2 separate regions of the Homo sapiens genome follow, and region 2 is linked to region 1. Evidence: read pairs that join two places in POLR2A ChIA-PET (ENCODE). Cell type or tissue: K562. All regions are shown on one strand.

What was found. Peaks named below come from ENCODE experiments on the same cell type or tissue, not always from the same donor. Only the 100,000 strongest peaks of a DNase experiment are listed, where the experiment ranks them.
Region 2: POLR2A ChIA-PET joins it to region 1 with 6 read pairs; 2 of 35 experiments call an interaction of 5 or more read pairs at or near these places.

Annotation. Positions count from the first base shown.
Region 1 is chr14:100,675,242-100,677,741 of GRCh38, forward strand. No RefSeq gene overlaps it. Among named protein-coding and RNA genes, the nearest start is that of LINC00523, 19 kb to the left of the region's middle. In K562, no CTCF peak of the experiment used is centred here; a DNase peak (open chromatin) is centred at 1,070; H3K4me3 peaks cover 223 bases.
Region 2 is chr14:100,887,746-100,890,245 of GRCh38, forward strand. The region is part of intron 3 of RTL1 (retrotransposon Gag like 1); the gene reads right to left. It overlaps MEG8 (maternally expressed 8, small nucleolar RNA host gene), which reads left to right and starts at 1,904. Exons shown (of 51, transcript NR_146000.1): 1 at 1,904-2,011. RefSeq lists enhancers at 911-1,080, 1,740-1,909. In K562, no CTCF peak of the experiment used is centred here; no DNase peak of the experiment used is centred here.

The DNA.
Region 1 (2,500 bases):
TACACAGGATTAATAAGGCCAACACGCTCTCCCGGGGGTGTGCAGCTGAGCTAGCCTTGCTCCAACTGAACCATCAATCACTCCCCGCTAATAGCTCTGCAGGCGGCCACTCTCCCCACCAAATTTAAAGCGAGAATCCGGGCTGCTGGGAGGAAGATGCTGCAGCCCCTAACCACCGTAATTATGAAGTCTTGTTGGGGAGAGATGCTTATCTTTAATGTTAAGTGAACAGAGCAGGAGACCAAACGTCCTGCCTGCGTGTGTGCGTCCATGTGCAGAAACGTCTGCCTGGAAACAGGGCTGCCTGAGACCCTGTCACTTTCAAAGTGGGGATGGAGAAATGAGCTGGGGGCACTTCTTACCATTAAAACTGCAATTAATGATATTGATACCTTATTCTTTTATTTTAAAATGTTATCTTTTCTCTTTACCTTAAAAGGAATCAGTTCACTGTGAAATAGGTGGGAAATACATGAACACAAAGAAGGAAATTGAGACCCCATAAGGCCCTGCCACAGGCCAATGACCAGGGTGGGGGTTTTTGTTATGGGTTTTGCCCCATGGCTAGGTGCATGCACGTTTTGTTGTTTTTACATAGTGGAGATGATTCACTGTATTTTTAATATGTATTTTTAAGTAAGTGACTAGTCCCAGGGGTGGGGCTGAACTGAGAATGCACATTCTGTTAATTTAACCAGTAAATCCGATTTTCAAATTCCCCTTACAGGGAGAGAAAGGAGAATATTTTGCTCACTTTCAATCGTTATCGACTCATCCCCCCAAAGCCGGCAATATCGACCCTGCCTTCCAACACACTTCTGGAGCTTGCCCGGCACACGGGGTTGATGCCGGGCGCTCCAAGGGGGCTGGAGCCCTCACCCCGGCTCACACTGGCCTGAGATGAAGAGGCAGCTACAAAGTGCTGAGGCTCAGGTGGTGTCCCTGGAGGAGGCCTCTCTGTGGTTCTCTGTGACTTAGAAAGTCAGAACTAAGGTTGGAGAAGCTCTGTCCTGGAAAGGCATTCTGGGTGGGGGAATGGCCTAAACAAAGGTGGGGAGGCAGGAACGCAGATGAGGAGGCAGGCGGCCCGCAGTTCAGCTGGCTGGGAACGCAGCCAGCTTTTCTTTGGGTGTAGTCTTTTGCGCCCGGGTCATTCTGAAGAGTGACTTGGACTCTGAAGAGGCTCCCTGGTTACTCCCCACTTTTCCTCAAAGCTCCAGCGCTGCTTCCTCTGGGAAGCCTTCCATGGTTTCTCTGACGGAGACACTCCCCTACTCCAGGCCTGCAGCACTCACCTGCATCTCACACTGCGATGCAAAATTTGTGTGATTAATGGGTTCAAATGTGCCCCCCTCCCCTGGACTTTACAGGGTGCTGGAGCTGCTGGCTTGCTGTTCCCAGTGCCAAGTCCCATATGGGTGCTCAGCCATATGGAAGGAAGGTGCTCACAGTCCCCACAATCTATCAACCCACCCTGCGGGTGGAGGTACCGTGACTGTGGCCCCCACACCCCGCCCCTCAAGCTCCTGCCTGGCTGGAGCGCCCGCCTGGACCTGCCTGGCCTCTCAGCTACTTTGTTGTGAGGTTCTAGGCATGGAGATGAGTTTCTAGTGACTCTGGCTTGTTTTCTTCCCTTTTTTCCTGGTGATCTTTCTGTGTAATTAAAAGACAGCTATTTGGCTGGGTGCGGTGGCTCATGCCTGTAATCCCAGCACTTTGGGAGGCTGAGGCGGGTGGATCACCTGAGGTCGGGAGTCGGAGACCAGCCTGACTAACATGGAGAAACCCTGTCTCTACTAAAAATACAAAAGTAGCTGGGCATGGGGGCAGGTGCCTGTAATCCCAGCTACTCGGGAGGCTGAGGCAGGAGAATCGCTTGAACCCAGGAGGTGGAGGTTGAGGTAAGCCAAGATCGCGCCACTGCACTTCAGCCTGGGCAACAAGAGTGAAACTCCCTCTTAAAAAAAAAAAAAAGAGCTATTCTAGGAGACGAGGCAGCTGGAAGCAGAAACGCTGCTCTCTGCTTATGTGTGTGGAAATTTATTGTCTAGAGTACAGAATTCCGCTCGAGGCTCCAGTGTCAAAACAGACGCTAGGGTGAAGACCCAGCCCAGCCTCCCTCCTCAAGCCTGCTCTGCGCCCACCCTTATCCACATGGTGGCTTCCTGGAGCTCTTGCCGCCCCACTGGGTGAGGTGACAGCCTCCATTTCTTGAGGAGCACTAACTCTGCCAGTCTGATGACATCCACAGAACCTGTGAGCCTCACGCCAGGGGGCAACCCAGGCTGACAGCTGTGGTGTCCACCTGGAACCTGCCCCGGAGGGCTTGGAAGTTGTGAAGCCCATACTCCTTCCACCGGGCATGCTGCTGGTGCTGGGTGCCCCGGGGAGCGCAGCAGCACAGCTCCCACCTCCCTGACACAGAAGCCCAAGCCTGTGCTTCTGCCTGGCCTGGCCGTTTGAGAGGCCCCTTCCTTCCCCCAGAACCGGAAACTCCAGG
Region 2 (2,500 bases), 210 kb after region 1:
TCTCAAAAAAAAAACAAGACTCTTAATGGCTGAAGTCCAAATTCCTTAGCATGGCATAAAAATGTAATTCTGTCATCCCTCAAAATAGTGTCCAAACTTCTTAGCATGCTATGTAAATTTAATCATATAACTTCTTTTTATAAAAACATGCTTTGTCTATAAATGACCCGTCTCCTCAGCATGGAGCCCAGCCTGGGTGCCCTTGTGCCCAGGGGATACCTCTGCTCACGAGTGGTCTGATGCTTATTCATTATCTGGTTCAGCAAATCCAGATACCTTAACTTAAAATATGTTTACAATCCAGTTTCTCTGGAGACAAAACCCTCATCAATTTACTTCTTAAAACGCTTTACTGGCTGACATCCGAACGCCTCTGCATGAGATTTCAACAATGAGCTCAATGAGCTCATCCCCCACCCCTTCCAAACACAGCACTTGAATGCCTTCAACTCTTTTGTAAAATCACATCTCCTTAGCATGTGAGCAAAATCTGATCATATCATCTTTATCATAGAGATCCTGTCTTATAGCTGTGCCAAAATGCACTTGTTTGAGCATGTAACTTCTCAACTTAAAACTTCTCGAGGTTTCTTCATTGCCTGTAACATAAAGTCCCAACTACTTAACACAAAATGCGACATTTTACCATGTAGTTTCTCTCAGGATGATCTATTAAAAAACCCCAAATCTCATCCTGTTCCTGCTGTAAGCCCTTTATTGGCTTAAATCCAAAGTTATTAACATGATATAAAAATTTGATCATGTCATCCCTTAAAGTCAAATTCACACTTCCTAGGACAATATATAAAATTTGATCTTATAACTCCTTTTAAAATCTTACAGTGTCTCTTAGTTGTAAATGGAAGAAAAGTCAAAATTCTTAGCATAAAATGTGAATTTTATTTTGTAATTCACTGCATACTATTTATCAAACGCAAAAAACTCACCAGGCCACTCTGTTAGAAAGTTTTATTGGCTAAATCAAATTCCTTGGCATATGCAACAGTCTAATCATGTTGGAGCCTCAAAATAAATTCCAAATTTCTTTTCATATTCGCAATATTGATCATTTAACTCCTCTGATTAAAATCTTTCAACTTTGGTGTCAACATTAATCACACCTCCTAGGCAAGCTCTGCAGGTTGAAATTGGCACTCCCCCAAGATAGAAATTCAAAATGTTTGCGCATGATTGTTAAATTGGTGGCTGTTACTTTTACAATTTCCAGTGTTTCCTTGTTGCTTGTAATGTGAATCCCAAAGCCGTTACCCGTAAAATATATTTTATCATGTTTTTCTGCATACTTATCTCCCACAAACAAGAATCTCATCATCACATTTCTTAAAACCCTTTGGCAAAAATCCAAACTCCTTAGCATGATATAAAACTTTGATCCTGTCATCCCTCAAAACAAAGTCCAGATTTCTTCCCAGGAAACTCAAATTATGAAACTCTTGCTTAAAATCTCAACGTGTTTTCATCACTACAAAAAGCCTCACCATTTTAGCAAGGCACCCACTTTTAATCATGGCACTCCCAGCTTCAAACCTGTCAAATTTCATGTCCTCAACATAAAATCTAAATGCCTGAGCATGAAATGAAAATTGGACCAATTATTTCTTACATTAAAAATCTTTGGATTGCTCTTCTCTACTTAAACTATAAAGCTGAAGTTCTTTTCGCATGAAACTAGAACTTTTCACCACCTACAGTTTCCAGCTTCCATTTCCTGTTCCTCACGCTTCTCTCTGAAAAGACTGAGTTTCCCATTCTCCAGCCTCCAAATGCATTTCGATTTTATTGTCCCCAAATGTTTCTTTTCTTTTTTTTGTTTAACCACGTCCCTCTGCCCATAATTCATTAATTCATACAGCAGCATGTCCTGATTCTTTTTCTGGGCCAGGCACGGTGCTCGATCCCCAATGGAAGGAAATGGAGGCAGACCCATCTTGCAGGTCATCACCAGGAAGGAGATGAGACTCATGTCCTGGAGACGAATACCCCACTGGAGGTGAGTGAGGGGCCTTGGAAGCAGGGCCAGGGGGTTCCCTCCACACCTGCTGAGCATCTGCCTCTCTGGGAGGGCTTTGGGCGTTGTTGGGGCCTGTCGGGCCTCCAAATTCTGGCTTTAGATGGGCACTCTGGGATTCCCATCTGGCTTCACCTGCCTACCAGCTGGCCTGCCATAGCCTGGGCCCTGCCTCTTCTCTGCGCTTTGCAGAAATCATATTCTCAGTCCTTCAGCTGTGGCTCAATACATGTTGTTCTCAAATCTCATGACAGTTTCTTTAAGAAATATCTACTGATTTGAAAATTCCCGCCTTATTTGAAAAAAAAAAAAAAAAAAAGAAGCCCAGAATTTAATGCTGCTGGTTTGGGGTCACAACTGCCTTTGAGGTCTTCGAATGGGACCCTCTTCCCCCCAACACTCAAGAGACAGACGCCCCAGCCTCACCACCTTCAGTGCCCAGAGCCTCTGTCGGGTCAGCTCCTTGCTTGC